2 separate regions of the Homo sapiens genome follow, and region 1 is linked to region 2. Evidence: read pairs that join two places in POLR2A ChIA-PET (ENCODE). Cell type or tissue: Caco-2. All regions are shown on one strand. Links, peaks and the distances in the headings refer to the core of each region. The heading gives the core; the rest is flanking DNA. Region 1 overlaps LOC105376368 (a long non-coding RNA gene). Region 2 has its middle 2.3 kb from the start of LINC02639.

The links. ChIA-PET counts read pairs that join two places held together with the same protein. Peaks named below come from ENCODE experiments on the same cell type or tissue, not always from the same donor. Only the 100,000 strongest peaks of a DNase experiment are listed, where the experiment ranks them.
Region 1: POLR2A ChIA-PET joins it to region 2 with 11 read pairs; 1 of 35 experiments calls an interaction of 5 or more read pairs at or near these places.

Annotation. Positions count from the first base shown.
Region 1 is chr10:4,168,966-4,173,362 of GRCh38, reverse strand. All of the region lies in intron 3 of LOC105376368 (a long non-coding RNA gene), which reads right to left. Among named protein-coding and RNA genes, the nearest start is that of LINC00702, 73 kb to the left of the region's middle. In Caco-2, for the core only: no CTCF peak of the experiment used is centred there; a DNase peak (open chromatin) is centred at 2,435.
Region 2 is chr10:3,829,440-3,833,836 of GRCh38, reverse strand. No RefSeq gene overlaps it. Among named protein-coding and RNA genes, the nearest start is that of LINC02639, 2.3 kb to the left of the region's middle. RefSeq lists enhancers at 3,250-3,838, 3,839-4,397. In Caco-2, for the core only: no CTCF peak of the experiment used is centred there; a DNase peak (open chromatin) is centred at 2,655.

The DNA of each region.
Region 1 (4,397 bases), core at 300-4,299, 340 kb before region 2:
TGTAGTATTTGACTTTATTTCTAAGTTATTTCACCTAGGACAATGGCCTCCAGTTCCATCCCTGTTGCTACAAAAGACAATTTCATTCTTTTCATGGCTGAGTAGTATTCCATGGTATATATACACCACATTTTCTTTATCCAGTTATCCAATGGTGGACAGTTAAGTCAATTTCCTATCTTTGCTATTGTGAATAGTGCTGCAATAAACACATGAGGGCAGCTCTCTTTTTGATATAACGATTTCTTTCCCTTTGGTAGATACCCAGGAGTAAAGTCGCTGGAATGAATGTAGTTCTACTTTTAATTCTTTGAGAAATCTCCATGCTGTTTCCCTTAGAGGTTATTCTAATTTACATTCCCACCAATGGTGTATAAGGGTTTGTTTGCTCCACATTCTTGCCAACATTGGTTTTAGAAATTTTTAAGAATAGCCCTTATAACTGGTGTAAGATGGTGTCACATTTTTGGTTTTAATATGAATTTCTCTGATGATTAGTGATGTTGAGCTTTTTTTCATAGGTTTATTGATTACATGAATGCCTTCTTTTGAAAAATGTCTGTTCATATTCTTTGCCCAATTTTTAATTAGGTTATTTGCTTTTTTTCTTGTGGAGTTGAGTTCCTTGTAAATTCTGGAGATTAGATTAGACCTTTGTTGGATGTATAGTTTGCAAATATGTTTCTTCATTTTGCAGGTTTACGTTTTAGCTATTGATTATTATTATTATTATTATTATTATTACTATTATTTTGCTGTGGTTAGTTTAATTAAGTCCTATTTGTCTATTTTTGTTTTGTTGTATTTGCTTTTGAAGACATGGTCATAAATTCTTTGCCTAGGCCAATGTTCAGAATAGTTTTTTCTGGGTTGTCTCCTGGGACTTTTGTAGTTTGAGGACTGATATTTAAGTCTTTAATTTATCTTGAGTTAATTTATGTATATGATGGGAGGTCTGAGTCTACTTTCATTCATCTGCATGTGGCTATCTAATTTTCCCTACACCATTTATTGAATAGGATGTCATTTCCCCAATGTACATTTTTGTTGACTTTGTTGAAGATCAGTTGGGTATGTGGCTTCATTCTTGCTTCTCTGTTCTGTTTCACTGATCCATGTGTCTATTTTTATAACAGTGCCACACTGTTTTAGTTACTATAGCCTTGTAGTATAATTTAAAGTCAGGTCATATAATGTCTCCAGCTTTGGTCTTTTTGCTTAGGGTTGCTTTGGCTATTCAGCCTCTTTTTTGAGTGCATATGAATTTTAAGATTTTTTTTTCTAATTCTGTCAGTACACTTTTAAAAGCTGCAAAGCAGATGTATGACAGTAACTACTGACCCAGAGAAACAGAATCCAAGCCTGGATGTGAGGAAATATTTAGCTAATTATTTATTTAATTATGGTCAGAAAACAAGGAATCACCTAATAACTGAGAAAAGACTCTAACATGAAAGTAACTGAATCCAAAACAAAAACAAAATTGCAAACAATAGCAAAGGAAAATCACTTGAAAGAAATAGGATTATGCAAGGAGAAGAAAATTTCAAGAGTATAAGCAAAGGAAAATTATTAATATACTTGGGGATAAAAAAAGTATTGCATCTGTGAAGCAAGAATATGGGCATTATATTACATACAAATGAAATATCCAGAGACCAAAAAATAGCACTTAGGAATTAAAAACATGATATAAAACAGATAAGAGAATGTTTGGAACTTATGTTGAAGAAATACACCAGAAAGAACAGCTATACAGAAGAAAAAGAGGTCCAAGAAGAGAAAAAAGATTTAAAAAAGAAAAAAGGTATAGAAATCTAGAGTGCAAAATTGAAAAGAGAAGCATAATCTTTCATCAATAATAATCATAATTAATAACTGAAATAAATAAAAATAAAAGACCTCTAGGATTATCTAGAAATGGAGTAGTGGCTTCCTCAACAAATGAAGCCAATTTCAGATAATGGAGAGTTCTGATTCTGGGCACCGAAGAGGAGAAGGACAGCTTCCACCCTGGTTTTACTTTTCCTCAGTTTCTCTGCTACCAACTCAGTGATGGACACACATTTTCACCACTGATTTCAGTGGCTTTTGGAAGTTAAGGAATACACTGCTTTAAATTGTTCTGCAATTATAAACTAATTGGAAGTAAGGGCCTGAACTTCTAGCTCACTTCATGTTGACACCTGTTTTGCATACACTTTGACTGTAACTCACCCACATAACCCTTTGACCAGCTGAAAAAATGTCATGCCCCATCACTCTTCTAGTTTCAGGAGCGAAAAAAAGAAGGTTTTTTTGGATAGTGATAGCCTTTATTTTAGCAACAAGTCCAGCCACTCTCTTCTTACAAATGAGCAGACCTCGCCCACTAAAACACGAGGAGCTGGTTTATCAGCAAGACTCAAGCCTTTCCTCGCCCCCGGACTTCAGCTGCACTGCCTGCCCTAGGACATCTAGGGCCTTGTTGAGTTCTTGCTTCCCAGCAGGCAAATTTCTGCCATTTTTCTCAGCACACCCATAAACCTTGAAATTCCTCTCTGTGCACAGCCAGAAATAATATTCATTGAGAGGCAGGCAAAGCCAGTTAGACCTGCTGGCTCTCTCACCTTGCCCTTCTTAAGGGACAAGCAGGTGGATTATATCAAGTCATGAAGGAAAATCACAAACCCTGTATTGAATTTTTTAAAAAATACCTTTTGCTTACGAACTAATTCTGCATTTGCTGCCTAAAGAAAATGTAAAGCCTTCCTTAGGCAAGACACTGCTAGTACCACAGTGAATTACAAAGTAGATAATTAAACAGTCTCTTGCTTTCACCAGCTTTCCCTAATAAGAGTCAAAAGCATACACACTGGCAAACACAAAAAGTTCTACAACTAAAGCCCCTGTTGAGACTCTGTCCATCCACGAATGTCCCTGAGTAACAGTAACAGGAATGTCCTAGGGGGCAAATTTGACTCCACACCTGCACCATTGCCTGGGGCTCATGCTTGCCAATTTTGGGTTAGCGGATCTGCTTACTCATCATCTCATTATAGCTAACACCAATGGCACATTTCAGGCACCATGGTGCCCCTGTGCTCCTCTGCTTAATTTTCCAACACTGAGACAGCAGCTTTCTTCCTCTCTATGCCCAGGTGAGAATCTGGAAGTGCAGATAATTTGCATAGACTGTCCCAGGTCAAACAGGATGGACCAAGGCAGGGAGAAACCCCGATCTCTAGGAGCCCATGCCTTCATCATGAATGTGTGTTACAGGACAGTTCACTCCTTCGTGTTGTGTAAGGACATAGAGAAAGGAGGAAGGCAAAGAATTCCAAGGGAGGAGAATTTGTAGAAAGCTGCAAGGTTTGTAGATGTTATTTTACCTTTTTGTTTCTTAAGAAAATGTTTGCCCTGTCTCAGTCTTGTAGATAGACTGCAAGCTCACGAGATAGTATGTTTATTTCTTGATACGAGAGATGATTCCGTGCTATCACATGATCCTTAAACCCTAGAGGCTCAACAGAATCAAGACTTTTTTTCACACATTCTACCTTTGCAACATGCAGAGGAGGGCCCAGCTCCATCCCTCAAGTGTTTTGTTCCACCCTCCAGAGCAGAAGGCCTTGAAGACACTGGTCAAACAGGGGTCAAATGTGCAGAGTAAACCCAGACTCATCTTAAAATTCCCCTTGGGTTCAGCCCACAAGTAGCACATGTCACTTGCATTCACAGCACATTGGCCAGAAATTGTCACATGTCCTCACCTAAGGCTCAGTGGGCTGGGAAATGGAGAGAAACGTGGCTGTTGTATAGGCAGTGAATAGACTTTTACTTGCTTACTATGGACCATGCATTCTATGGTCTTTTAAATACTAATTCATTTATTTCTCATGTCAACCTCTAAAGGGTTGCTATCAAGTCTTTTTTTTTTTTTTTTTTTTTTGAGATGGAGTCTCACTCTGTCACCAGGCTGCAATGCAGTGGTGCGATCTCAGCTCACTGCAATCTCCGACTCCCTGGTTCAAGCGATTCTCCTGCCTCAGCCTCCTGAGTAGCTGAGATTACAGGTACGTGCCACCACGCCAGCTAATTTTTTTTTTTTTTGTATTTTTAGTAGAGACAGTGTTTCACCATGTTGGCCAGGATGGTCTCGATCTCCTGACCTTGTGATCTGCCCACCTCGGCCTCCCAAAGTGCTGGATTACAGGCATGAGCCACTAGCGTTGCTATCAAATCTTAAAATGCATAAAAGACCAAGAGATGAAATTTCTTCCACATAACTGGAATGGAGAAGGGCACACCAAAGTCACGGTTCATCTGAATTAATGAGAAGCCTAAATTATAGGATCCTACAAGTCTACCAGCAGCAGCTAGGGGCACTGGGCAGATCAGGGTGACCTGCAATGGCC
Region 2 (4,397 bases), core at 293-4,292:
ACGGGCAGGAGGACTTCTGAACAGGTGTTGGTCTGAGCCAGGGAACCTTGGGAGCACTTTAGGAAAACCCTGGAATATCACTTTTTTGTTTGTTTGGTTTTTATTTTTTTTCTTTTTTTTTTGTTTTTCTGAGACATGGTCTTGCTATGTTGCCATGGCTGGAGTTCAGTGGTGCAATCACAGCTCACTGCAACCTCAACCTCCAGGGCTCAAGTGATCCTCCAGCCTCAGCCTCCCAAGTGGCTGGGACTAGGGGTGGATGCCACGATGCCTGGCTAAATTTTAAATTTTTTTGTAGAGACAAGGTCACACTATGTTGCCCAGGCTGGTCTCAAACTCCTAGGCTCAAGTGATCCTTCCACCTCAGCCTCCCAAAGTGCTGGGATTACAGGTGTGAGCCACCACACCCGGTTACTTCAAAATATTTGACAGCACCTGTGCCCACGACATCTTAGGGCACCACCCCCCTGACAGACTCCCTGATACAGGCATGAGATGTCTAAGGGTTTATTTTCCACCTGCCAGCTGTGTGATAGTCTAGCTTTCCAGGAACGCGGCCTCCCGTCGGGATGTTGTGTGTCTTTTCTAAACTGTTCCATTCATGTCAGCTCTGGTTGTCTACAGACCTTTATTTTTCTGCCTCTATAAAGATTCTGTCTTTCCCAGTGGGATTCTCAGAAAATGTCTTCTCTTTTTCAAGACTAGCCAGACACTGCCTTCAGAAAAAAATCTCCTTTCAATTGATTTCAAATAATGCTTTATACTTTGATAAGCATCTTTAAAAGAAAGACATAAACTTGCCTCCAGGCTCTGCAATATTAGCCAGTGTTTAGAGAATAAAGATACTGACAGAAAGAGTTTTGTATTTCAGTGATGGTCTATTACATTTCCTTAAACATCATCCTCGTCCACTTGATGAATGGTAAGATATTTTCATCTCTTTCATTTCATAAGCTATTACCGTTGAATAAAGTTAAAGCACTGAACAAAAAGACAGGATACGTGGCTGTGGTCTTCATCCTGAAGAAAGTGATTAACCATAGGACACCTTGAAATTTAAATCTCTGTCTCTTCACTCATAAAATGGGAGTTATAGTACATGAACTTCTTCACAGAGTAATTGTAGGGAAAACGATTAGTTCACATAAAAGTTATGAAAATGGAGACACTATCACCAAACTGTTATATATGAAACTCCTTTCTTTCTCTTTTCTGTTTCTGTTTTATTTTTGCTGTTTTTGAGATAGGGTTTCACTCTGTTGCCCAGGCTGGAGTGCAGTGGTGTGATCTCAGCTCACTGCAAACTCTGTCTCCTGGGCTCAAACCCTCCTACCTCAGCCTCCTGAGTAGCTGAGACTGCAGGAATACACCATCTTGTCCAGCTAATTTTTTGTAGAGACAGGGATTCACATATTGCTAGGGCTGGTCTTGAACTCCTGGACTCAAGCGATCTGCCTGCCTCAGCCTCTTAAGTGTTAGGATTAGAGGCATGAGCCACCACCCCCGGCCGTTCCTTAATTTTTGAGGAAATTGGCTGTCTGGTCATTTTACTGTAATTACAAATTCATTCTCATACTTCCATTGCCTTATACCTTTGCTGAGCAGACATTTAGTAAGTGCTTACTAAACAAAATGAAGCTGTTTTATTTCTATGGTATGTCGTGACTTTTCAGATGCACCCAAGCAACCTAAAACTGCTCCAACTACAATTTCTCCCAAAGCATACATTTAATTCAGGTTAAATTGGATATAAGAACAAATATGAGACTTAATTTTTAACATCCAGAATTCTTCATGCTGTTACATAAGTTCATGGCAGTATCATTAGGGCACCAACAAGAGGGGTGCAAATTACAGATTCTAAAAGTCATCACAATGATATGATTGCCTGTGTCCCTATTATGTCATTCATCCGGAGAAGTGACTCTTTTGTAGCCTGTGTAATTTCTCCAAGTAGAAACAATACATCGAAGATATCATTTTAATGTAATGCTCAGTGTTGTTTAGAAAATGTTGATGCAGATGTTCTTTCAATAGGAAATGGGAAATTCTCTCTCTTCTGTCCAAGCCTGATGCCAAATGAAGGCATGTTCCCCGCCTTCATTTTCTGTGTTTCCATGTTCCAGCTAAATCACGGCAGTTGAATACAACAGAAGTAAAATTGATTTAACTTCTGAAAGAAAGCTAATCTCAAACAAAATAACCACTTTTGCAATATACAGCTGATCTTTCCAAATATTAAATAAATGGGAAAAAATAAAGCTGTACGTTTCGGAAAGTTGTTTTTTCCCCTTTCATCTCCTATTACAAAAGCCCAGGAGTGGTATTAAAATCAGTTGGCATTCTGTGTATGGAATGCTATAAATAGCTAATCTGCAAATCCCTATTTAGGATGCAAATCAAATCTCTACAGATACTATTTGAAATAGGAATTGCTTATAATTTTTGGTGGCATTTTGCAGAAAACCCTCTCCTTTTCTGGGGAAAGGGTTACTTCTGTGTAGAAGTTCAAACATTTCTCCATCATTTTGAAAACAGATTAAAATCTCATCTCCCTAATGGGAAAAAATGGATGTCCTGATTTGCATGCTCCGCCCTGTCTGTGTTTGTCTCACAAACTGTTATCAGACTCTTTAACATTTCACTGCAGGACTCTTCTGAGCTCAGTGCAAAGTATGGCATTTCAGAAGAATGTGTTGTTTACTTTTTGAGTGTGCTGGGGCCTGTTGTCTGGAACCCTTTCTTAATTGGCTCTGATGCTTGAGTCAATAATAGAAAAGCAAACAGTGGGCATATTAATATTTTTTAAATAGATGATATTAAAATCCTAATCTAGATGACAGGTATTTAGAGGTGCAGACAGCCAGTCTGAAGGCCTTCATACAACTGGTTAAAAAAAAAAGCCTCTTTTATCAAATCAGTTTTAGCATTTTCTGCAGCTCTGTTCCCTGCTGGTATGTAGCATATGACATGATTACTGTGTTCTAGGCATTGTGCTAGAATTCCCAAGTGTTGTTTCTACTTCCTAATATTATCCACATGTTGCTGAGAAGGTACCGTACATGCCAATGGTCAGAAGGTATGGGGAGCCTCAGAGGCGGGACGCAAACCAGGTCCAAATTCAACGTCCTCTTAGGTGAGATCATGACATCGCTTCCTACTCTTCCATGGGAGCTGCTTCCAGGGATAAGAGGTGTTTTATTTTTATTTTTTTGGAGACAGAGTCTTGCTCTGTCACCCAGGTTGGAGTGCAGTGGCATGATCTCGGCTCACTGCAATCTCCACCTCCCAGGTTCAAGCAATTCTCCTGCCTCAGCCTCCCGAGTAGCTGGGACTACAGGCGTGTCCCACCATGCCTGGCTAATTCTTGTGTTTTTAGTAGAGACGGGGTCTTGCCACGTTGGCCAGGCTGGTCAGGAACTCCTGAGCTCAGGTGATCTGCCCGCCTCGGCCTCCCAAAGTGCTGGGGGCCACCAGGTGTGAGTCACCGTGCCCAGCCAAGAGGTCTATTTTTTAAACAGTTCTATATGGTCAATTAATATGGGAAATACTAACTGAAATAATGTTTAGCAGACTTTCGTGAATTCTTAGAGCCCTAAAATATGCCAGGGGCATTTTGAGTGTCTAAGAGAGGGATAAGATAGGGAGGGTCCCCGGTTCATTTTCTCCACCGCTGCCTCCCCCACCACACCCCCTGCAGAGGGCACTCAACTTTGAGAATGGCCTTAGAAGGATATTCTCCCCAGAAGTGCAAGGGCTTCGATACGCAGCCCCCAAGGCACAGGAAAACACGGCCCAGTGGGCCACGTAACTCCAGCACCAAACTCCTGGGCTTGGCTCATAGGACAAGCATGAATTCATGGGCTCTTTCACATCAACACCAACTTGAGCCCCTTTTGTGCCTGGTCCTGCTTTAGGCACTGGGAACACAGAGATAAATCACAAGGCCCTCAGCCTGGGGCGGCTCATTCCCCTGCTGGGCAGTTTTCACATCCAAATTAGGGATGAATGTGGAGTTCTGTGGTGGCACAAAGGAAGGTCGGGCAACCTGCCTGGGAGGATGGAAGCAAAGTCGGTCCCCCCATGCTCAAGTGCCAGGTAGCAAGATAATCTTTGAGCTACAAGCTCAGGAAGAGCCTCTCCTTGGAGACTGAGGCATCCTAAGCATTGTCAGGAAACAGCCTCCTCAGCCCAGCTCTCAGTCCACAGGGACACAGGCACAGAGACCCCAGACAGTGCCCAGGAAGTGCAGAGGGAGTGAGTGCAACAGGACAGGCCTTCCAGAAGCTTCCACATGTCCTGGTCCTATCAAACACCAAGTTCAGGCACTGAAAGACACCCTCATGGGAAGCTCTTGTACTTTCTTGTTTTGTTTTTTGAGAAGAGAATACGGTTTT